5 separate regions of the Mus musculus genome follow, and all the other regions are linked to region 3. A link is a loop called in an ENCODE intact Hi-C map of the cell type or tissue named here. Cell type or tissue: left cerebral cortex. All regions are shown on one strand. Region 1 has its middle 85 kb from the start of Gm13375. Region 2 overlaps Enkur (enkurin, TRPC channel interacting protein). Region 3 overlaps Arhgap21 (Rho GTPase activating protein 21). Region 4 holds the start of Enkur (enkurin, TRPC channel interacting protein). Region 5 has its middle 33 kb from the start of Gm52501.

Region 1 (5,000 bases), 150 kb after region 3:
ACTATAAAGTTCTTCTTTATATCTAATACAAAAGAGGTTTAACGAATACAAACGTTAAGAAGTCACCAACCCATGCAAAAACCATGATAAAGCTGTATTTCCATGTCACACGTGGAGAAGTGCCTTTCTGGAAGTGCTTTCTCTTAGGTAGGACACTCTTATTAAACCCATTTTTTAAAGAATATTGTCTACTCTCAAAGCCCATGTGTCCTCTCCAGGGCACTGCATATTAATGCCATTGTGAGGGTCAGGCCACTGTGTCCCCTAAGACTCACACTGACAGGAGTCTTTTTAGCATTTTAATATGGCTTACTATATAGCCTTTGCCCTCACTCCACAGCACTTAAGTTGGACATGTATTTTCAGTGTGACTGAGGTTTGACCAAGCCTCTTAGCTAACCAGGATGCTTAGAGAATGCTGTGGTTAATTGGATTTCCCTGTTCACAATCCCTTTTTGGTTCAATTGTGTAAACAAAAACTTCTTTCCAAAATATGTTAGTGTGCATCCTTATCTAATTAAGTAGGAAGTCCTGAAAAGGATTATGTTCCAGTCTCTCCCTCTCCTCCTCTCCCTCTCTTCTTCCATCCTCTACTCCCCAATTTAGAAACGATGTAAAATAAACATCATCTTTAAAAAGATTAACCATAATTTTAAGATTGTAACTAGGAAGTGGGACTTGAATGGGTATCGATCTGAGATATATTGTCAAAATAATTCCAACATATTTTAAGCTTGACAGATGTTACAGAAGATGGCTCCTCCCACTTCGCATCTCCTATCTCCGTGCTGCTGTAAGGGGCGGTCACTTGACCTCTGAACTGTTAAGGAGGATGGCTCCTCCCACTTCACGGCTCCTATCTCTGTGCTCCTTTAAGGGGCGGTCACTTGACCTCTGCTCTGTCTTCCTGGTGGGTGGGACTGCATTTCTCATATATGCTGCTACATTACATTTCTAAAAATATTCACATTAAAACAACTTTTTTTTTTTTTGCAAGACTGAGATTGAGTGCCGTGCATGCCGACAAATGTTCTAGCCTCAGTCTAATATATTTTCTAACACGTTTTATATAGCTAATTTGGTTTTTAAATGTATTCAAAACATATATGAAAACAGAAAATCTAAAGATTTTCTCTTTTCACTTCCCCTTCCTTCCTCTTTCCATGAAAACATACTAGGTAAGCAAGTAGTCTACCACCAAGCCCTGAACTTTGCCTAACTTTTGATGCACATTTAACTTTGAAGATTTTAAATATATTTGTGTGTGCTTTAAAAAAGGATTAAAATGAAAATACAGTATAATTAAATACAGTACCATTCTCTATTTTATACAACCAAAATCTCACATCTATCAAAAATGATACATTCTTAGTATAACATAAAGCCAACTACATATTCAAATTTTCCCAATTGTCCTTTAAAAGGCCTTTGTAATTTTTCTGTTCAACCTAAGACTAGACATTGGATTCTACTGTATTTTGAATGTATTCTCCAGAGTTCCTGAATTGGAAAATTAGCACTAATAAACATTAAGATGGGGCCCAATAAAAGGCAATCCAGACATGTGTTCTGCCCCCAATAATAGAGTATTACCGTCATTATAAGAATGGGTTAGTTGCTTTAATAGCAGATTGTTATAACAGTGACCTAGGTCCCCGTCAGTCTCTTATCTCTCTCCCTTATCTTTCCACTTTCTACCATGGGATGATACAGCATGAAGGAAGAAGGTATAGAAGATGGAATTGTCTCAGCCTTGGAAGCATTTGTATAAGTATCTAAGGGGACCAACCCTTGGGTTTCCATGCACCAAGATTAGAATCAAGGGCTCAGAGACAAACCGTAGCTCATCTTCCTATGGTTAATACAGAACTCTGACTGATAGGAAAAGGTGATCCAGAAGGCTTGAGCACCTAGGAAGGCAGAGGTGGGGAGATCATGAGTTCTAGGTCAGCCTGGGTTATATATCAAGACTCTGAAAGGAAGGAAGGAAGGGAGGGAGGGAGGGAGGGAGGGAGAGAAGAAGGGAGGGAGGGAGGAAAGAAGGAAGGAAGGAAGGAAGGAAGGAAGGAAGGAAGGAAGGAAGGAAGGAAAGAGATGGGGAAGAAAAGGAAAGAACTCTGTGGGATAAATGAATAATATTGGCCCATCTCTCTCACTTTCTGTAGCTCATTTTACTCATGAGACACCAACTCCACCTATCTTTAAGGATCTGCAGTTCTTCCTTAACCAACCGTTCATTACCGTCTACTGCTTTTAATTTGCACTGAGCAGTCTACTAAGATTCCCACTTTTTGAGTGGGCAATGCTGGGGATTTTTTTTATTATTATATTTTTTTGGAACAATCTGTGCCTCCAAAACACTTCCCATCTGATAACCATGATCGCTGAATCTGAGATGTTTGCCAATTACTGTCTTAGTCATCTCCTCACACCTAGCTCACTTCCTCCCAGGGAGCCAGTAAAAGTCTGCGGGGGCTGTAGGCAAAAATTCTATAGGGACTCTCTAGACTCCAGTGTGTTGTTTTGCTGCTATTCTGAGGTCTGAGCAAAGCCCATCACATCAAGTTTTCCTAATGAAAGAGGCAAGAAGGTAGAGAAGAATCATACAAATACAAACGATTTTCTTAAGTTGGCTATTCCTACTTTTAACCTTTGAAAACACAAAGCAAGCAGCAGCAGCAATGGGGTTTTATGGGTGTGGTCACTCCCAGAGAGATTGGCGTGGCTAAAATGGGCTGGATGGTGGTGGTTGTTGGCTGTGAGGAGGAGTGTGAATATAAATCCGAAAGGAATGTTGCTCAGCATTTTATTTTACGTAATAACTCACAAAATTGCCAGAGTCATCTATCAGTGGCCATTTCTATGATTGTTCTCAGCCTAGTCAGGGGCAATAAAAAGGAATGATTTAAGTTAAGGCAGCCAGTGGTGGTAGTGGTGAGGATTTGGCAAGTTTCAATTCTGGCATTTGATTAGAACCTTATTTGGAGGTGGGGTGCTCATCTCCTGAAATCTTGCACAGAACCTGCCCAGCTGTGTAACTTCACTGCCAGATCTGGGCCTGACTTTGAGTTTTACTCAAGCCTTTCAGGGATTTCTCTTGGACATGAATAGAATCCTCCTGGTTTAATGGCTACACACATTTTTATGAAGTGCCAGGATTAAATCAACTTGAGAAAAAAAAAATCAGAGTGAGAGTGTGTTTTGCAGACAGCTTAACTACAGTGAGTAATGCTTTTAAGCATAGAAAGCCCACTGCACAGAACTGTTGAGGGCCCATTGTATCCAACAGCACCCACCTATTTAGAGCCATGACTCAGCCAGCCTCCCCGAAAGTGAAAGAAGGCAGCAGAGAAAGGTTGGGGGTGGGGAGAGAAAGATGAGAAACTTTATCTTAGTTGAACTCCAACACCTTCAGTGAACCTCGGAGGTTCCAGGGCTATTGGTTACGAACATGGCACAGTGGCACAGGGGGAGCTGTTGCCTTGTGCTTTCTGAGGCTCTTTTCCTAAAACTGTAAGAACCATTTCTGTGGCTCCCTCTTCATTTTGGCTGCAGCCCTTGTCTTCCAGGTTTTCGTACACAGGCAAGTGCTCCAGATGGTTCAGCCCCACTTCTCCCCTCCTGCACGTTCTTCTACTATGTGTCACGTCTACCCTATTTTTAAAAATTCATTCTAAATACATAAAATTTATAATTGTTTGACTGAATTTTGTACAACATACCATGATTATATTCTTTTCCCTGAAATGGCTCTGCCCAAACACAGCAAGTTCATCTCTTTATTGACACAATCATTCTACTTGATAAACCCAACTCAACTACATTTTCAGCTGTTTTATTATTTCCTTGTTTGGTTCCTGACTTCTTTCCTTAGTCATGCAGGTCCAGCCCTGTCAAGTTTCCTTACTTTCCCTTTCCTCCCCGATTCTAGGTCTAATGCTCTTGTGTTACTCCCACACCCTCACCTTCTCCCTAAGATCATTACAATCCCAAGAATCATCATCACCTACTCTTTCCTCTTCTCCCTCTCTTTCTTCTTGTTTTGTACAAAAAAAGGGGGGATTTGTGGAAAGACGCAGGGAGCTATTCTTGAGGTGCTCAGCACTGAATGAGAGAAGCCATGTCCAAATTCCTGGTAGGGTAGTAATATGAAAAAATGCAAATTTATTGACTGAACTGGTGGATTGCATGGTAAGTATATATATGAAAAAGAGGAAGTTAGATAATGACCTGTAACAACCCTGCCACCCTATGCAGATATTTATTATAATTTGGATTCTTCTATAACCACTAAAACAAGAACCAAGTAAGTGCTGAGTGCTTTCTTCTCTTAAGCTTGTTCCCCATCATGCATCTGCTTATTGGATTTCTTTGTTGTCTTGACGATTCTTCTTGGACAGACAAGACTGAACACATGAAGGAAGCATGCCATAGAACCGGCTATTGTGGGTTGAATATAAACTGTCCTTCCCAAAGGCTCCCATGTTGAAGGCTTTGTAGCCAGGTGATGGCACTACTGCCAGATGACCGTGGCTCAATGACTCTGCTATTTGGAAGTAGGTGGCTGGGGCATGTCTTTGATATGTGATCTATGTCCAGTTTGGTAGACGCCCCACCCCCAGCCTCTCCTGGTCGGCAAGGTGGACATACCCTCCCTTCCCCAATCATCATTTCTTTCTATCATGATGTTCTGACTTGCCACAGGCCTGGTCAAATGGCCATTCGAGGTCCCTGAAACTGTAAGCCAAAATGAACCTTTCCTCTTTTTAGTTGTCTTTTTCAGGTATTTTGTTACAGTGCTACAAAGTTTGAGTAACACAATGTCCTTATTTTATAAGGAAAAGTATATCCCTAAAGTTAAATGAAAATTTTTCTTTCGTTTTTTTTCCCACTAGTGCTGGCCATTCAATCCAGGGTCTTGTGAATGTGAGCTAGGCAAGCACTCTGCCCACCACTGCCACACCCCAGCTGCAGTCTTTTTCTCTCCCACCCTTAGCCAT
Region 2 (5,000 bases), 290 kb after region 3:
ACACTTCAGATAGACCTCTTCCATTAAACTACAACAACGATATGTCAAATGGCCCATTTATTCAAAATAGAGGAACCATATGTGAAACCTAATATCCATTCACGCAATAACCTGGGTAGCTGAGTTACTAGAATGGAAAAGATACAGCTTGGAGACAGCTTCAATTATTCTAGAGCTCCATCTAGTGAAAAATAGCTCCGTTATGAGTACTTTAAAAAATAAATTTAGTGAATGGAAGTAACTATTTTCTCACTCTTTTAAAATACCAGTTTGTTGTAGGAGAAAGTGGGCTTCCTTACAACCTAAATGCACCAAATTGGAAACAAAATATTTTATGAATCTCTGTATTATGGCTTGCTTTTATTTTTTCCTTTCCCTTTTCAAAGAGTAAGCTTTACTGAGCACTTTTGCTAGAGCCCAAAGAGACTGCTTTGAGACAGTGGAAGCCCCGGCTTCAGTAGCAGGGCTGGGGGGTGGACGAAGAGTTAGAGAGGCCTGAAGCCCACAGGCTCACCTGCAGAACTGCCTCCCTTTCTTCGTCAGAGAGTCTCTTCATGGCCGCTTTCTTGAGGTTCTCCTGGATGTAATTGTCATACTCTTCTTGTGCTTTCTTCACATCCTCATTTCGCTTGCATATGTACTCAGGCGTGATGCCATAATCCTGCGAGGATTTCCAGAGAAAAAAAGCCAATCAGTTTCCTGTGAGCAGTCTTCTGTGTGTGAGCAGAGCAACTGGGAATTAGAGAACAAGAAAGCTTATTGTTTTCAATATTCAAGAAAAAAACAAACAAAAATGACCCAATAAACAAAAACTAGGCAAATTGGCAAAATCCAGCCATTACACATACACACTTACATGCACATACATGCACATGAGCGCACACATACGCCACTTCCAAAACGTAGAGCTAGTTCATTCTGATCTCTTAAAATAAGATGCTGGACCAGAAAGTTGGCTCACTGAGTAAAGGTACTTGCCACCAAGTCTTACAATCTGAATTCAATCTCCTGAACTCACAGGATGGAAGCAGAGAACTGACTTCTATAAATTGTCCTCTGACCTTCACATATGTGTATATACTTGGGCACGCACACACACATAACACACACACACATGCATACACACATGTACACACACATAATACACACATAACACACATACATCACACAACACACATAACACGCACACACAACACACATAATGTACACACACCACACATAACACACATACATAACACACACACATGAGAGCGAGTGAGCGAGCGAGCGAGAGAGAGAGAGAGAGAGAGAACTTGTAGCAATTTGTTTTCTCTCTTCTATCACCAGTGTCTCTTCTTAAACTCTAGACTATTTTTTAGACAGAGTAGCCCAGGCTGGCCTTGAACTCTTTATGTAGACCAGACTAGCCACAAATTTATAGAGATCCACATGCCTCAGATTCTTGAGTGCTGAGACTAACATCACCATAACCAGAAACTTTCACTTTTAGGTGTTGGCTTTTCTGGGGCTGTGGAGAAGGCTCAGTGGTTAGAAACCTTGCTGCCTTTGCAGAAGAGCTGAGTTCAGTTCCTAGCACCCACTGAGGTAGCTCAGAACCAGCAATATCTCCAGTTCCAAGGGAGATGTCCTCTTCTTGTAGGTACTGCAATGATATACACATGGACACATGTGCATATACACAGCTAAAAAAATAAAGTAAGTCTTTTAAAAAAAAGAGTTGTTTTTTTCTTTCTTGTATAATTTAGCTTGAAATCTCTTGAGTATCTCCGAGGTGCCTTCTCTCTCTCTCTCTCTCTCTCTCTCTCTCTCTCTCTCTCTCTCTCACACACACACACACACACACACACACACACACACACACCTGGCTAAATAAAAAAGACAAACCCTCTTAAACCATAAAAGCAAGCCCTTCCTGGGCACTAGGCCCACGGGGAGCTTGGCTGTGGCCTCTAAGGTTGATATGGAAGGGCGAGCTGCCTGTCTGGGCTCCTGGGATGCTCACAGGAACTGATGGTGAGGCCACTGGCTGTACTTCTTTCATATTAGTGAATGTAGTGTCACTGTCTAAAGGACTACAATTTCTTTGTGTTCAGTTTTCAAAACAGTATTTGAGGACATATTGAGTACTAAGAGTAATAGTGAACAGAAAAGTAAGGTGTCTTTCCTCATAGGATTCTTATTCTTGGGTAGAGAAATGTGTTCAGTCTACTTCAAAAGAGGAAAACACTAGGCATCTGTATCTGGGGCCAGGAAGATGGCTCAGAAGTTAAAGAGCACTGGCTGCGTTTGCAGAGGACCTGGGTTCAGTTCCCAGTACTCACATTGTGACTTACAACTATCTGTAACTCCAGTTTCAGGGGATCTAACAACCTTTTCTGGCCTTCACAGCACTGCTCACATAGACAGAGATACATGCAGGCAAAATACTCATTAAAATACTTAGGCAAAGTACACATAAAAATAAATAAACCTAAAAAAATTAAATGACATCTGTATTGATTTTCTTCCCTAAGCAACATGGTATACCAATGATCTATACAGCATTTGCCCTATTATATTGGCTACGTTAAGATATCTAGAGACTAAGAGTAAAGCCCATAACAGGTTATGTATGTTACATACATCTACTAAGCCATTCATATGAAGGCCACAAGTATTTGTGGATATTGGTACCCACAAGGTACCCCTGTGATACTGAGGAAGAAGACTATAACATGTGCACATGCTCTGATGTAAACAAGGGCTAAGAAGGGTAATATGAAAGGGAACCTACTGAAGATAAAGATCCCAGGGAAGTTATCTCCCAGGAAGCAGCCGTGAGGGCTCTGGTAGTCAAGGAAACAACTTATAATTCTCAAAAAGTCATCCCCTGACTTCTGCATGTGAGCTGTGGCACATGCTCCATAATAAAAAGATAGTTTTTTAAAGGTTAGATTATGTTTGGGATGTTATGTTCAGGAAAGGGACCAGTGTAATGCATTTTAGGAAAATAATCTGGCAAATGAGCAAAAGCTTTAGTGATCTTATGGGTTGCTACAAGCTAAGTGGCTGGAGGCTGATGAATGGTGTCACTAATTGTTCTATTATAATGTTTATCCATTCTGGCCATTTTATTAAGTGCCAGACATTGTCAGGTACTTAGTACACTTAATGTCATTTAATGCTCACTATACCCCTGTGGTCGATTCCATGGCATGTCACAGATCCCAAAGTTAGCAAGCAGCAAGTCAGAATTTGAAATGCTAGCTCGCTGTTACTGTGACACACACCATATGCTCATTCATCTTTCAGTTTGTCTCCACAATCTCAACGCACAAATGACATATAATTCATTTAGAACCAATGAGGGGGTGGTCTATTTGTTTTTCCCCAAATTGTATCCCTTTATCATCTGATACTGGTTGTTGTTGTTGCTGTTGTTATGATCTTGGCATAAGCTAAAATCATCTGGGAGGATAGAAGCTCAATTGAGAAAATGGCTTCATCAAATTGGCTTCTAAAACAAGTCTATTTGGGCATTTTCTTGATTAATGGTTGATATGGGAGGGCACAGCCCACTGTGGGTGGTGCCATCCCTACGCTGGTGGTCCTGGGTTTTATAAAAAAAGCAAACTGAGAAAACCATGGGAGCAAGCTAGTCAGCAGCACCCCTCCATGGCCTCTGCATCAGCTCCTGTCTCCCCATTCCTGGGTTGAGTTCCTGGTCTGAGTTCCTTCTGTGATGGACTATAAACTGTAAGACTGAATAAACCCTTCCCCTTCTATGTTGGTTTTGGTCTAGCACATAGGATAGTAATAGAAACCAAACTGAGACATGGTGACCTCCACTACTTATCATGGATTTTTTTTTTTTTGAGTTAACTCTGAAGTTGACCAAATAAGTCTGTGAAGAGAGACAGCAAGAGAACAGCAAGTGTGTGCTGCCTCTGTGGCTTGATAGACACACACTCTCACACTCTGTGAGCTTTATATTTCTGTGATGGAGGATACTTCAACATTTTTTCAAAAAGAAAGTGTATTAACATGGGGAGCACAAACAGGGACGGCACAGAGGAGAGGCAGTGTGTGCAGCCCTTGCTGTCACAACAGATCAATAGTGGGTTGGAAGTGACTTGAAGGAGCCAGTGATGGGACAAGAACCATGGAATAAGTATCCCGAGAAGCCTTAGTAATGTTCTCAGCACGAGGCCAGCGACCCGACAACAGCTGAGTTCTTCCGGAGGTGATCTTAGCCTGCTGGACAAGACAAATTTCCCAGAGAATGGGCGCTGTGCTCTGAATATGGCCTGGAGCCTGTTTCCACTTCTACACTCATAGGTGGTATGCAGCACATCACTGGACTACCTAGATCATCCCTCACGGTTAGAGTTCACCCTCCCTCCTCTCCCCTCCCCTTTCCCATCTTCTCCCTCCCCTTCCCTCATCCTCTCCCCTTCCCTCTCATCTGTTTTTCCTTCTCTTCTTCTTTTCTTTCCCTTTCTCCTTTTCCTCTCTCCCTCTGCTTCTCTATTCCTTAAGCGCGCGCTCTCTCTCCTTCTTCCTTCCTTCCTTCCTTCCTTCCTTCCTTCCTTCCTTCCTTCCTTCCTTCCTCCCTCCCTCCCTCCCTCCCTCCCTCCCTCCTTCCTTCCTCCTTCCTTCCTTCCTTCCTTCCTTCCTTCCTTCCTTCCTTCCTTCCTTCCTTCCTATTTCTTTTCTATTTCTGGTCACAACTAACTACTATTTGTTATTAATATTTAGGACTTTGCAGCTTATTTTAGTATGTGTTCACACATACTTTTATGCTCAACAAAGTATAGAAAATAGGATAAGATTTAAGTATTTTTCTTTGTAAGTTTTTTTTTTTATTTAAAAAACCTTCTCTTTTTTTCTTTTTTCTTTTTCTTTTTTTTGAGACAAGGTTTCTCTGTGTGGCCCTGGCTGTTCTGTAACTCACTCTGTAGACCAGGCTGGCCTCAAACTCAGAGATCTGCCTGCCTCTGCCTCCCAAGTGCTGGGATTAA
Region 3 (5,000 bases):
ACCCAGCACATGGAGGCAGGAGAAGCAGGAGAAGCAGGAGAGGCAGGAAGCAAAGGCAGGTAGCTCTCTTGTGAGTTTGAGGCCAGCCTGGTCTACATAGTTCAAGGACAGTGGGACTGCACAGAGAAACCTTGTCTTGAAAACAAAAACAAAAACAAACAAAAAGCATGCATTTTGTAATCAAACATTAAAATACTATAGCTGATTGTTAGCCTGTGTTTTTTCTTTTTTCTTTTCTTTTGTGGTATGAGGAAAATCAACAGAGAGATGGGGAAAAGTAAATTATTAAGTCAAGCTGTTCTCCATAGTCTATTCAAGATGAGTGTGATGGTTTGTATAACGCCTGACCCAGGGAGTGGCACTATTAGGAGGAATGGCCTTATTGGAGAAAGTGTGTCACTGTGGGGGTAAGCTTTGAGACCCTCCTCTTAGTCACATAGGAGCCAGTCTTCTCTTTGCCTTCTAAACAAGATATAGAGCTCTCAGCTCCTCTAGCGCCATCCCTGCCTGGATGCTGCCATGCTTCACGCCATGATGATAATGGATTGAACCTCAGATTCTGTAAGCCAGCCCCAATTAAATGCTGTCTTTACAAGAGTTACCTGGGTCCTGGTGTCTCTTCACAGCAGTAAAACCCAAACTAAGAAGACAATATACTCATTTTCAAAATGCTAGTTAATACATTCAAGTTTTACCTCCCAATCTGCAGATCTGACAACTTTAGGAATCCTAATCTCAAATTATAATAATCTCTGAATGGGATCCAGATGAAGACCTGTCACATTTCAATCACAATTTCATATAGTAGAAGCAAGCATATACTCTCTTTTTTTTTTTTTTTTAAGACTTATTTATTATTATATGTAAGTACACTGTAGCTGTCGTCAGACACACCAGAAGAGGGAGTCAGATCTTGTTACGGATGGTTGCACACCAGAAGAGGGAGTCAGATCTTGTTACGGATGGTTGTGAGCCACCATGTGGTTGCTGGGATTTGAACTCTGGACCTTTGGAAGAGCAGTCGGGTGCTCTTACCCACTGAGCCATCTCACCAGCCCCGCATATACTCTCTTAATGCAACCTGACCTTCAAGCAATGGAGTAAAATAAACCAGTTTAAAACTGTAAAAAGTAAACTATGTTTGAAATTACTCATGTTAAACTTTTTCAGATAAAAGACATTTAATTATAAAAACTTTTTTTGTCATGGGAGTGTTTCATACATTCAGAACCAGAGATGCTAACAGCACAAAGCCCCAGGAGACTAGGGAACCAAGAAAATCACATTTCATATAAGCCCACTCGCACCCATATAAAGCTTTTAAAGTTAAATCCCAGATGCCAGTTCATTCATAAACCCTATAGATATTTGGGCAGGCATAGCTGAAAGATAAGAACTTTAGTATTAACCTGCTGGCAAAACCAAAATGCTGCACTGGGTGTCTACAATGGAGTACTCTGCACAATGGAGTTTCGTTCACATAGAAGCTGAGCACAAGGCAATCTTTTACCTTAAGTATCCACTTAACACTAAGAACTGACAAAGCTCCCAAAGCCGTGAGACAAATTCAGAAAGGGCTCACACGTGAAAATCACAAGACACCCCCAGGTTAAGTTTATAAACAAGATACCTGTGGGTGTGCTTGCTTATATACTCAAATCCTGTGAGTTTACTGGGCATCTACTCGTTTACAAATTAAAATTATCTGAGTTTATAGTCAATCTTCTTAGCTATATACTTAATATACTTATACACTTAGCTACATACTCAAATCCCGTAAGTTTACAGTGGACTTGCTCAGTTATACATTAAAATCCTGTGAGTTTATAGAAAATACGCTGCGCAGAAATCTCAAGTGCACAGAATGGATGTAACGGATGCTCAGTAAGTAACTGCTATCTACTTCAAAACCTCAGCCTGGACAATGCTAACAGTAAACAGCCTGAAGCTGTCTGGCCTTCCCAGTACAGGGACAGGGTAGGCAACAGAAGAGCCAGCGTACCTCCACTAGGGGTCAGACATGAATCAGTTTTAGAGCTATAGCTGGGCAGAAACACTGTGGGAGCCTGTTATCCAACAAATACTTCCCCCTAGTTCTCTCTGAATGAACAGTCCGTAACCGCCTTTCAGAGCACTTGGAGTTCAGTAATGTTAGTCTTTTCCCTTGTTTCAGGAGCTTCATAAATGATGTCTATGTCTAGAGTCAGAGCCCTGTTGTTTCTGCTTTGCGAGGTTGTAAATTTCTCTGACAACCCAGACAAATTTGTTAATCATAAGCAACAACTTCCCATCTCTGGATTTATACACTGTTCAACCCCTGAACTAATAAGCTTATCAAGGCTGTCCTCTGTGTGCTCTCTGTTTCTTCTGTACATTTATTAGAAACATATACACCCACAAATTTACACATAAAACACGGGAAGATGGAAATATAAGATGATGTTTTAAGCATAGAAACTATTTTGAATTTGAAAAAAAAAAATCCTTGCCCTACAGCCCTATGTTTCACCTGAGAGTGGGAAAATGGTGAAGCGGTTAGTGTGAGATGACTGTGGACACCGCCACACAGTGAGAAGGAAAGGGGCGCAGAAGGCACGTTTCATTAACCGGCCGGCCGAGGAAGTGCACTATATCACATGACATTTTCAACACTCTGAAGGAAGTGAGGCTAGAGGCAGCACGCTTCCTTCCACGCAATCAGCCTAGTGTGTCTGGCTCATGGTGCAGACTGCACAGATGTTTGCTAAATGAATGAACAAACAAAAAATGTATTTCTTAATTCTTAACTGTCCTCACACTTAGCTTTGAATATTTCTGCTCTGTTTTTATGTCAAAGATGAGAAGTTATCTGTTGAACATTGAAAGCAGGGGGCTGCAATTCCCACAATAAACACTGATTAAGTTAGGAGTCACATACTTTCTATGTAGGCTATGGAAAGCAATGAGGAACAAGATCCGGGCTCTCCAGCAGGAGAGCTATGAACTATGCCTGGGCAGGGCGAAGCCAGAGGAAACTCTGGTGGAGGTCCGTAGCGGTCCTGACGTGCAAATCGGTCGTCCGACCTGGGTATAGGGGCGAAAGACTAATCGAACCATCTAGTAGCTGGTTCCCTCCGAAGTTTCCCTCAGGATAGCTGGCGCTCTCGCTCTTTTCCCGACGTACGCAGTTTTATCCGGTAAAGCGAATGATTAGAGGTCTTGGGGCCGAAACGATCTCAACCTATTCTCAAACTTTAAATGGGTAAGAAGCCCGGCTCGCTGGCGTGGAGCCGGGCGTGGAATGCGAGTGCCTAGTGGGCCACTTTTGGTAAGCAGAACTGGCGCTGCGGGATGAACCGAACGCATATGTTATTCTTCACCCACACCTCCACTGCACAGGGAGGACGGCACCTGGGCACTGCCTTTTCTGCCGCCCTTCCAGGGAAAGTTAATAGAGATAGCCAGCAGCACACTCGCTCTGGCACATGCTACAGCCTCAGCCACACAGCGGGCACCGTCTCCTACAAGGACAACATCCAGTGTGATACCTGGCCTGCCCTGCCTCCGCCCTTTCAATCCTTAAACATCTGAAGTTTCCTTTTATGAACAAAAACTGAGTTGGGAGGGTGGAGACACATCTTAGGAGTAAAGTGTGGAAGTTGAGGAGTTTTAACAAGCATGGGTGGTGCTTCACACAATGAACTGTCTGTCCCTAATGAACATTTAAACGTGAGGACTATCTCTCCCTCAGGAGGCAAGCCTGTTGCTTTCCTCCAAAGACCAGACACAGGAGGAGGTGAACACTGGTTCTGTGACCCTGGTTGTAAGTTATGCAGCAGCTAGGAAAAGCCAGCTTAAAACCACCTAATTACAGTACTGTCTGGGGCAATACTACTAAGAAAAAGCCAGAGAAGAGAGCCATGTTTTAGAGGCGGCTCAAACCCTAGTGTGAATCTCTCTCTAGTTCTCTTACAGTTACTTATCTCTGCCAAAGACTTCCGATTAATTCTCTCTGAAGCTATCTTTCACATTAAAATATTTCATAATAAAGTGTTTAGAACCCTTACAGAGATTTTGAAATCACATCTAGTTTCTTGACTGCCAGGTTAAACTTCATGTATTATGTTTTTCAAGTCTTAAAGTCTTCACCTTAAAAGTGAGTTTCTGACAGCCTCTTTAATCCAGCTCAATTCCTTTCATTATAGATTACCATTCATTATTTTTAAGTAGTATCAAGATTCTCTTTTAAACTTTTCACCTACTGGTTTATTTTATAGAATATGTCTACATTTCTATGTAAGTCCAAGATTGCCCTATTTTTGTTATTTTCTTAAAGACTTTCTTAGTTATTTGAAATATGGTTTCTAAATCACTAGGTACCACTAACCCTGAGTTACCCGGGCTATGGGGAGGGAGAAGGAAGACACAGAGCAGTCACTTAGGAACAGGCCATGGTGGCCATGACAAAAGGTGTCAGCATCCTCCCCTTACCCAACAGGCACTGTGCATACAAGCTCCTACTATGTACCCGGTACCTACTTAATGAAAAACTCAGTCACAGGACGCATTTTCTGTCCTTCATCATCTTTTCTCTGAGAAGAATTCATAGAAATCGTTTCAAAAACATAATGATAAGTAAATGGGGTGGATTTGTAGTTAGCACTTGACTTGGGAGGCTGAGACAGGAGTCACTTGAGCCCAGGAGTCCAAAAGCAGCCAAGTCAACATAAGGAAATCCTGATTCTACAAAAAGAGAGGAGGAGGATGCGGAAGGGGCAAGCACAGAGGGAGCTACGAGGGAAAGTCCATACTCAACAACTCGATATTTTACTTTGCATAATCTAATAACCAATTTTTGCTTCTTGTTTCCTTATTTCCCAGTATCAAACTTGTGTTAGTGCCTTAGTTTCTCGGAACAGGTTAATCAAGAGGCAGGAATTCTCACCTAACTTACCACAGACAGGAACAATCAACAGGCTGTTCTGGGGAGCAAGGATTTCCACAGTGTTATTAATGAACAT
Region 4 (5,000 bases), 310 kb after region 3:
TCCAAGAACTTGGATTATAATTCAATGATGCAAGAGGGACTCGTACATTTAAATATCTTCTTGTTATTAAGCATCTTAGTGAGAAGACTAAGGGAAGAAAGTTTGTAGCAGTGTGGTGAAGAAACATGATGAAATGTTTTATCATGCTTTAAAACAACAACAAATCAGTAGCTTGCTTGTGTGGCATCTTGTCAAAATCATAACAGGATCATTTAGGGCACCCCCTTTATTCCTTCTTATACTAAGTCTGTCTTGTAATTATTTTTTAGGAATAAACCAAGGAATTTATAATTTATGCTGTCACTCTAGCATGCGCAAGAATACTGGGGCACAGTTAGACACAGAACAGGGGCCAAATGAATCCCCTTTAAAACAAACAAACAAACAAACAAACAAACAAACAACAAACTTCCCAGGTGCATTAAAGCTCTTTACCACTTAACAAAATGCTGAACTAGTAGAATATCTTAACATCCAAACTCAGTATTCCATAGAAGGCAGTTTCTTCCAGTGTGCTACAGAGAGGAGGAAGTTTATCTTCAACAGTACATAGGAATTTTGGACCAAAAGTTGATTCAGCTACAAGTAATGTGAGCATTGCAAACTCCACACCGGTGTCAGCATTTTCATTCCTCCCCAGAGATGCCCAGCTGATAAGCAAGGGAAATACAATATCATGATTGCTCTGATATAAGCTGCCTATTCAGTTTGAGTTAAAATGGAAGGACCTACACTTTGCTGTTACCACTCCACGTCATAAAAAATTGGCCATTACATTTGGAAGGAACCTCCGAATGTCTACTTCACTTATTTTCAAATCAGAAAACAAGTGCAAATTGATTGTAGACCTCCACAATAATAATAACTGGTAACTCTTGATTTTTTTTTTTCTTGGTTGTTTGGTTTTAGAGACAGGGTCTGTCTTTGTAGCCCATGCTAGCCTTGAACTCAGATTCTCCCCATCAGCATCCTGGGTGCCGCAACAGGCATGCGCACCTGAGTGCTGGTTCTTTTAAAGTGGCTGTGACTTTCTTAAGTCAAAAGACAAAGGTAAATAACAGAAATCACCAACTCCTAGGAGGCATGGGACTGCCCTCTTCTCTCAGACTTCAATACAGTTTACAAAATACCTATATGGCCAAGTATCTGGGACATTTATTTTGAAGTTTCCTTTTTCAGATTTGGAGATTTTCAGAAATATAACAAACACATAAGAATTTCCTTCAGTTATATATTTTGGAATTTCCATCCATCCAACTGTACCCCTTTCATTAAACCACAAGATCTGTAAAAATCCTAGACATACTCTCTAGTCCATCATTTTTGTTAAACCAATTGAAATACTGAGGCCTAGAAACAAATGAGAATTCAATTTAGACACAAATTACGGGAGGCAAAAGAGTGCCTAAGTCAAATACAACATTGAGTTCCTAAATTAAACATCAGATTTCCTAAAACGGACGGATAAAACAGATTTTTCCCCCTCTTTTCAACGACATGGAATTTCACATTATACACAGCACCTAAAACCAAATTAATAATTGCATATTAGTGGGGGGCTATGATCATAAAATGGACGTCTGACAACACTAGCTCACTTTTTTTTTTTCTCTGTGAAATATGAAACGCTATTTAGATTTGTCCACCTGGTCTTAAGAAGTTGCGACCCAAGATTAAATGTAAAAGTCAGCCCCGTAAGTCTTTAAAAGAGGTCAACGATCTTCCTCTGGGCTGAAGTCATCGCTTTTGCTTACCCACATACCTAGGATGCTGGGGCGGCTCCTTCAAGTCACTGGGTATGAGGTTATAAATACTCTCGGAAGTGCAGGGTGAGTCCATGGCCACCAAGGAATTCCTTAACAAGTACTCAGCTTTTTGGCTCACTTTCCCACTGTCTCAACTCCTTCTCTCACCGCCTTTTTCTTTTCTTACTTTCTTATCAAAGAACTAAAATTTCTCTTTCGTGTAATTTCCCTTTGACCCTTTCGTAACAGTCCCTTTTTCAGGAAGAAAATAATTCTGCTCCGAGTCTGTTTAGCGTTGTTGACCACGTGGTTGCTAAGGAAACAGTTGCTAGGAGACGGGGCAACCTGGCTTTTATCTGATTCCTTTTTTGTAACCTCTTCTGTCTGAGAAAAACGTAAGGAAAAAGACGTTCCTGCGTCTTTGGAAAAGACGACATGAAAACATTGTCCCCCCCCCCCGCACCCAAACATTTTGTGGTTTTCCTCGGTACATCTGGAAAGAAAAATTCTACAATAGGGAGCAGGACAGACACGCACGCGTCACATAATAGTTTCCAACATTCAGGCCGCGCCCCTGCGGAGGTGGAGCGATCGACGGGGAAGGGGAGGAGCCTCGGGGTAATGGGCGGGGCGTCTGGGTTACGTGGTTGGCCTAGTGGCGCAGCGCGCAGTCAGCGCAGGCGCAGAAGCAGCAGCTTGGGGCGGGCTTGCCGGCTGAGGTTGCCAGGCGGTGCCGAAGGCGCTTCCCTTTCTCCCTTTCTCTCTTTCCTCTTCTTTGGGTGGTTTTCTTGGTGAGTTAATGGAGGAGGAATGGAAAGCCAGCGAGAGTTGTTACCCTAGCATCCCCCCTTCCGTCGTGCCCCATCAGGCCTCTCTTTGCCATCCACCTGTCGCACCGGACCCTGCGGCGGGCCCTGCGGTGCTCTGTCTCCACGGTGCGTGCGCGAGCGCTACCCGGCGCCAGGAGGACCAGCCTTTGGAAGAGGGCCTCGAATTTTGCCCAGGTTTCAGCCCTTGACTCCCTTTTTGACATGTTTTTGTTTTTTTCCTCTCCGAGAAGTGCTTATATTTCGTTTGAGCTGTTTGATCTCCCGTTCATGCATATGCACTTGTGATTGCACTCTCATTTGAAAGCCTTCACCCAGTCACATCCTTTGGCCCTGGGATTTGGGAGGAAATTTCGTGGGTCTAAATCCACTTGGCAGTTGCCCTGCCAGGGAAGTCAGGTGCATCAGTTCTTCAATTCTCACTGCCTGGTGGCTGGGTTAAATGGCCTGGTGGCTTAGTGAACTTTTCAGTCCTCACTTGGAAGGCCTCGCTCAATGCAAGTCGTGATTGGAGGCTTCTGCTAAATTTTATTCGATAAGAATAAAGAAACAATTTAGTTTCCCGTTTTTCGGTTTGATAGAATTTATCTATTTTTTTTCTGGGCAGCCCACGGTTCAGATGAATAATCTTTTGGGGTGGGGTGATGTGTTTCCTTATTTCACAGCAGATTGGGTTTCTTTAAAAACATTCCATAGATTAAGGGGTGGATAGGGAGCACCAATTTTTGCTTTTGAAAAAAAATGATTTCTCTGCTGCTTTTTACTTAACATGTAAAGAGAAAAACTTCCTTGTTGGATATATGCTCCTGTGCATGTTAACTGTTGAATCGTGAATTCATAGAATGTAAACAGTATTAACCAACTTGATAGCCATTAGCCAAGGCATATACCTTCCTGACCTCAGGATAGAACCCAAGGATTCAGGTATTTGAGGCCAGTAGTCGGAACCAGGTTGACAACCCAAGGCATGTTCTAATTAGAAGCAGCTGATACGTGAAAAGGGGTGTAAGAATGCAGCTTTCACTAAAGGGGAACGACATAAAGTTAGCAGACATTATTCATGGATTCTGTATGTCAGTGTCTCATTTGTTCAAGTTTATTCATAATTCTTCAATACTTAGCCACACATTATTAGTAATTTATGGACGTAGGCATGGCAGTGAAAATTTGGAAGCGTGGTATGTGATGTTTCCAGCTGAAGTGAGGCCAGCTGTGTTTTGTCTTGTGTGGGGTTTCAGTAACATATATCCTTTCTATATTCTGCAAAACATGCCACATGCTTTGCATTCTTATGGTTTCAGTGGCCACTTAAAGTGATCCCTAAACTGAGTACTCAGGTAGTAGTCCAAAGTATGACGAGACTGGTGTGTATACAGAGAAAGCAGGTATGTTAAGATGAGCTTCATTCAGGAATGAGTTAAGAGTGCTGCTGGCTTCATTCCTATTAATTAATGAGCAGCATATATATGTGTATATATATTAATATATTCATTGGAAAAAGTATTGTGACTAAAGGCTCATGGGAACCCAACCCAGCGTCTCACTTAGGAATTCATAGTGGCCACGCTCACCAGTTCATGGGTGGTGGGAGTGACCCTAACTACATAAACTACATAACTACATAAAGGAGAATACAGTGAAGACTCGGATTACAGGTAAACGGGCAGCAGTGGAGGATTAGTCCATCTTCTTCTGTCTTTTAATTAGCTCAACTAAGACTTGGCCAGAGAGGCTCCAAAGTTATTTTTATGGCTGAATATTACAAAACAAACTTTAGTATGTAGTTTAAGACAGAATTGGAAGGATATTCTTTTATTTGCCATTTGTCATCGCACTTGCCTGCCTTTTGCTAGTCTAATGAGCCCATTTACTGTGAAATTGTATGGATGCAGAATTTATAAGTTGAATTTATAAGTTTACTTAGACCTGCCAGTATTGTTTAGAAAGAGGAAATGAGGTAAATTTTGAAGTGAGACCATGGGGTGGTAGGCCCGAGGAAGACTGGAGAAAGTAAGGAAAGTTAATATGTGTAGTGTTTGCCTTTCCACTGTCTGCTCTTTATGGAATGGATATTAAGTAACCTGTGTAAAATGTTGAATCAAACATGAAATATTCATTGTCTATGAAGACAATAAGAACAAACCAGCTACTCAGCTACTCAGGTAGTCCACCATGTCTTGTGTGTGTGTGCGTGCATTGTGAGTTGTTTAATGCATGTGTGTACCTAAGAGTGTGTGTTCCTATGCATGTGCAGAAACAGAGGATTAATTATGTTGTTTTGAGGTGTCCATAAAAGCAGGTAGTGCTGCTGGGCAGTGGTGGTGCACACCTTTAATTCTAGCACTTGGGAGGCAGAGGCAGGCGATTTCTGAGTTCCAGGCCAGCCTGGTCTAGAGAGTGAGTTCCAGGATAGCCAGGGCTACACAGA
Region 5 (5,000 bases), 360 kb after region 3:
TCTGCCTCTATTTTCCACGTTATTTCAGACCCCAGCAATCCACTCTCCTTCCTTTCCGTAGAGCCTTTCACTAGGTGAGTGAGCTACAAGTGACTGATGAGGAGCGGAAACTGTGGAGACTCCTGGGCCCTGACCAAAATGCTGGATGCCCATTTGCATGTCTGCGGGGAGTTGCAACCATTCTCCTTAAATTAAATAAAAACACCCTCCAAGTCCTCAGACGCACATCTTACCTAGTTCCTCTACTGCTTGCCTTAGCTCAATGAGGGACAGTCTCCTCCAGATTTTCTTTCAATCACACACAAATGCTTGCCTCCTCCACTTTACAGATGCCACCCATATATTTTAAAATATAAGTGTTTTCCTGGATACATAAAACACATCCACTCGCTGACTCTGGCAAATGCCCAAATGAATTTTATGCAGTAAAGAACACGATTTATGAGTTAATTAAAATTATTTGGGTCATTTATAATCACTGTGAATTGAACTGAGCAGAATAAAAATAAAACTTGCCAAAATGGTAACTGTTTCTCTCTGCCTCACAAAATGGTAACTGTTTCTCTCTGCCTTGCAAAGCCCCCTAGCAAAGGTTTCAGTGCTCGCTTTCTAATCGGCCTGGAATCCAAGGGCTTGTTCTTGGCAGGCAGTGTAGTCTGGAGGGTTGTCATCTGCTCCTGTCTCCCTGATAAGTTTTCATTATGGAGAGCGGTGCCTGGCTGGGCACTGCACAGGGAGCTAGGTGAGGTGAGCATGCATTAGCTTCGCCATCCCCCTCCACACACTCCTCACCCTTCCTGCTAGAGCACTTCCTTAGTAACCATCCTTTGTTCTCACTGGTTACAATCTCCTTTATACTCATTCACACAAAAGGAGCACCTTCTTTTTTCCCTAAAAGTAGTTTATTCCAGGTTTTGATTATAAAATGAGTATGTATTTTAACGTAAAAAATTAAGAAAGACGAGGAAAGTTCAGCTCTTAGCAATAGCTCAGAGTTTGAGCCTTTGCTTTTTTTTTTTTAAGATGATTTTATTTTATGTATATTAGTACTTTGCCTAAAAGCATGTGTGTTCATGACCTGTGTGCCTGGTCTCCTAGTAGGCCAGAAGACAGGTTCAGTGAACTACCTTGTGGATGCTGGGCACTGAACCTGGTCCCTCTGGAAAAGCAGCCAGTGCTCCTGGAGACATGTCCTAGCCATATCTGCAGTCCCATAGAGCTTTACTAAAAAAAAAAAAAAAAAAAAAAAAAAAAAAAACCAAAAAACCTAATGAAGATCAGCCAGCTATAGTGATGCAGAGGGAGGAGGCTGCTGAGTTTCCATCAGCTTGGACTACACAGTAAGATCCTGTTTCAAAAAAACAAAAGTGATCTAGCTCAACTTGATCATTAGTTTTCCAATGTGCTAGTTTTCATTTAGTGTTTAATTTTGAAAATTAATTATCATTGTGTGTATGCGTGTGTGCGGGTCCAGTGTCACAGTGTATATGTGGAGATCGGAGGACAGCTTGGTCCTCGCCTACTGTTGGATTTGGGAATTGAACTCAGATCATCAGACTTGTGTGGCAAATGATTTTACTAGTTGAAAAGAGCTTTAGTAGCTGACCCAGCGAGTCATCTGAATCACCATTAGATTGTGATGATAAAGGATTCCTCATAACACATCCGGGAGTGTCGTCAGAGCTTATTCACTGTTTCCTTGGTAGGGAGCATCTGGTCTCCCTCTAGTAGTTAATGCCAAGTGAACACCTCTTCATGTACCCATGGGGCATGCTGATAGAGGATAACCCAAGAGGTGTCTCTGTTACATTAACTGAGGGAACTGGCTACATATAGCAGATACAGTTTTGAAAGGCAAAGGAGCTTTTGCTTCGTTCCCTTGTTTAAACCTTCAGTGTGGCCAAAGCCAGGCAGCAGGTGAGACAGATGCTGCAGGCCTGTCCTCAAATTGTCAGTCAGGTGAGATAGGAGCCTAGGGGAAAGCTGGCATGTTTGCTTTGTAAACTTCCTGACTTCTCTCTATACCACTTCAAATGCAAGACTGGCCCTACTGGGTGTACAGATTTGGTGTCCCTAACTGTGTAATGTGAACGCACAGAGGCCCTTCAGTGACTATTGAAGAGAGGGATCAATCTAGAAATTGAGCAGTCTCCAAAGACATGAAGTGAAACTTCTTCCACTATGTAGGGAAGCCTGACTGCTGTGGAAGTTCAGGTCCCTGTCTCCCTCTAGCGGTTGATCTGCACACTGGACCAGCAGGATGGCTGCCCTGCACAGACCAGAAGCCAAGATCAGTGGTGTCCTTAAATGCCCTTTGAAAATAATAGGAGCCGTGTTTTTGAAAGTGTCTTCCTCACTTCACAGAAGTTTCTGTCTTAAGCAGGCCATCTGTGTCTGCTTCTGCCACCAGGCATCAGTCAAGATTTTCTCCTTCAGGGAAGCACCTCAACTTCTTTTTAAAAATGAATTCAATAACCCACAGTGGGGGTTGTGGTGTGCGAGCTCACGTGTGTGTGTGTGTGTGTGTGTGTGTGTGTGTGTGTGTGTGTGTGTGTGTGTGTGTGAGAATAAAATAGCCATGGAGTTGACAATGCTCACATAAACTATGGAGGAACACACAAACATACTCTCACACATGCACATACATCACACACATGCTAAAAATTGTTTTCGCTTTTCATAAAATTGAAAGCATTAGGAAAACAATAAAAACCTGAAGAGATTTTAGGCTTCACTAGCAAGCCAGCTGCTTGCTTCAGGCTATGTCCAAAGTCTGTGTGAGAGTCTTTTCTCATAGTTTAGTCAATTGCCTCAGTTAGCCACAGCACCCTATATCTTTTATTGCCTTTTATTGAGTTCTTCATGTGCTTGCCATGTCTATAGCCAGGTGAGCAGCTTGGCTAAATGGAGGACCATCTATCTCCTCCCTGGCCTGGCCTGGCCTCCCTCCCACCCACTTCCTTCCCACCCACCTTTCCCCTCCCTATCTGTACTTCCTTCCCACTTCCTTTCTTCCCTTCTATCTGCCTATGTCCCGCCTTTCTAACTCCCTCCTTCTTATCTAAGGCAAACAATTGGAAAAACTGGCACAGATTTTCATATGTGTCTCCTTAGAGGACCTAATCCACTGACTTGTAACTTGGATTCCAGTCCTAGGCATGCAAACGAAGCAGCCGCTTCTTAGAAGAAAGACAGCTTCCTCTCCGCTGCTGCCATTGTGGCCATTGTGCTTGGCTTGTAATTTACAGCAAGTGCCAAACATAAAGTGAGAAACACTTTCCTTTTTGTCACTCTTGGTTCACCTGTCCAGTAAATGTTCTATTGCAGTTCCAACCACCTCCCTCACACCCACCTCGTTGGGATGAAAGCTGGCTATCCCAGCTTCTCAGTCTGTACTTGGCTAAGAACAGGCCATCTTTCAGGACTTAATGTGCAGCTGCAATGAGAGGGGGACAAATACATCCACCTCACCAGAATTACAATGAGGCGGTGCATCCAGGCTGTATGTCAACTGATGTCACGGTGGGCAAGGAAGGCGGTGACCTGTATGAGTGGTGTTTGTACTTCAGTCCAGAAACCATTGCCCACCCCCTTTTTTGGAGGAGAGCTCTTTATGGACTTGCAGGCAAAGTGCTGGAGGAAAGGAATTCAAAGGATGCTGTTAGCAAAGCTGAGGGGTGGGGGTTATTCTAAGAGGTCAAACTATGCAATATGCACTCGCCTCCCAAGACTTAGTCCTGAGGTCCCGAGGCTCTGGAGAGATGGGCAGTTAGGAGCTGGAGGGCTTTGCATGAGAGGCATTGAGGAAGCTACTTCCTCAGTGTGCTGGCTCCTGCTCTAGCTGGTGTTGAACAACTAAGGAAAAGGGAAGGGAAAAGGGAGGTGAAATCCAGGGTGGGCTGGCACTCACTGATTTTCACTAGGTGATCTGCATTTTATTTAAAACTTTCTGGCTTCAATGGGAGGGGATGTGCCTAGTCCTTTGGTGACCTGATGAGCCAGGTACCCAAAGGGTGCTTTGTCCTTCTCAGAGGAGAACGGGAGGGGGAGGATGGCGAGGGACCGTGTAAGGGGGCTCTTGGAGGAGATGAGGCCTTGATCAGGATGGAAAGTGAATAAATAAACAAATAAATGAGAGAGACAGAAAAAAGACTTGCCGGTTTTCAGTCCTGGTGGAAGGATGTGTGGGCTCTTCTTGAAATGCAGCAGGGAACTACTGTATTAGCCCACCCTGTGTAGAAGAAAACTATAGTAGGTTTTGAACAAATTGATGAGTAAAAGTTGAGTCAGTCAAAGGTCAGAACTACCCCTTGCCTCCTTAGGTGCAAATATTGAACACCGAAGCCGTCGGACCACATAGTTTTAATTTTGCATTGTCATTCCCGTCTTAGCCTCTTGACGTCCCTTAAGTCTGGGTAGGGAAGGGAAAAATGCTTGTCTTTGCTTTAAGCCCCAGTTTACCTTTTAAAAGTTTTGATGAAAAAGAAGCTAACCCAACTTTCTCTTAGATTGTTGTAGCACCCTAGTACCCCAACACTTACAACATGTGATGTTAATGAATGATGCTCTCAGAGGTTTTGTTCTCAGTGAGAACAAAGCAAGTCCTGTTTTCACTGCAGACTTGGCTGACCCCGAAGCTGTCTCACCCCATGACTGCTGATGGAAGGAACCAGACCATCCGCGTGCCCTCTGGCACTTGGCCTTGCTTGGAGTAACATTGCTGGTCCCTTGGTGGAGAGATTCTTCTTGCTGAATGACTTGGGGACAGGGTTAAAGAAGGACAGTGTTGGCTGGACACTGGCCTCCGCATCTCCCAGGCTGCCTGGCTTGTGTTCTGCTACTGGTAAGGCAGAGTGGGCAGGAGGGCTCTGTTTTGGGTGTTGTGCTTTAGAAGGTACCCGTGCCTCCAGCTAGCACGTAACCTTTTCCGGAGAGCAATGCCTTACCATCTCGTGCCCACACGAGTGGTTCCCAGAATGTGGTTTCTTAAATATTATCCT

Evidence for each region. Peaks named below come from ENCODE experiments on the same cell type or tissue, not always from the same donor. Only the 100,000 strongest peaks of a DNase experiment are listed, where the experiment ranks them.
Region 1: a loop joins it to region 3, with 4 times the contacts of the local background. A loop is called at or near these places in 2 of 42 quality-filtered maps.
Region 2: it touches region 3 in a loop (7-fold over the local background); 33 of 42 quality-filtered maps call a loop at or near these places.
Region 4: it touches region 3 in a loop (3-fold over the local background); 8 of 42 quality-filtered maps call a loop at or near these places.
Region 5: it touches region 3 in a loop (6-fold over the local background); 22 of 42 quality-filtered maps call a loop at or near these places.

What each region holds. Positions count from the first base shown.
Region 1 is chr2:21,051,367-21,056,366 of GRCm38, forward strand. It overlaps the pseudogene Gm13377. Among named protein-coding and RNA genes, the nearest start is that of Gm13375, 85 kb to the left of the region's middle. In left cerebral cortex, CTCF peaks have their summits at 2,230 and 3,466; DNase peaks (open chromatin) are centred at 2,421, 3,293 and 3,539; H3K27ac peaks cover 1,207 bases.
Region 2 is chr2:21,188,653-21,193,652 of GRCm38, forward strand. Enkur (enkurin, TRPC channel interacting protein) reads right to left here. Exons shown (of 5, transcript NM_027728.2): 4 at 515-661. Among named protein-coding and RNA genes, the nearest start is that of Enkur, 14 kb to the right of the region's middle. In left cerebral cortex, a CTCF peak has its summit at 188; a DNase peak (open chromatin) is centred at 94.
Region 3 is chr2:20,896,868-20,901,867 of GRCm38, forward strand. The region is part of intron 3 of Arhgap21 (Rho GTPase activating protein 21); the gene reads right to left. Among named protein-coding and RNA genes, the nearest start is that of Arhgap21, 68 kb to the right of the region's middle. In left cerebral cortex, a CTCF peak has its summit at 2,011 (motif pointing right); a DNase peak (open chromatin) is centred at 2,023; H3K27ac peaks cover 195 bases.
Region 4 is chr2:21,203,310-21,208,309 of GRCm38, forward strand. It overlaps Enkur (enkurin, TRPC channel interacting protein), which reads right to left and starts at 2,056. Exons shown (of 5, transcript NM_027728.2): 1 at 1,763-2,056. The coding sequence starts at 1,839. It overlaps Thnsl1 (threonine synthase-like 1 (bacterial)), which reads left to right and starts at 2,415. Exons shown (of 3, transcript NM_177588.2): 1 at 2,415-2,536. In left cerebral cortex, a CTCF peak has its summit at 1,896; DNase peaks (open chromatin) are centred at 2,081 and 2,380; H3K4me3 peaks cover 2,442 bases; H3K27ac peaks cover 1,436 bases.
Region 5 is chr2:21,259,581-21,264,580 of GRCm38, forward strand. No RefSeq gene overlaps it. Among named protein-coding and RNA genes, the nearest start is that of Gm52501, 33 kb to the left of the region's middle. In left cerebral cortex, a CTCF peak has its summit at 2,234 (motif pointing left); DNase peaks (open chromatin) are centred at 2,233 and 4,662.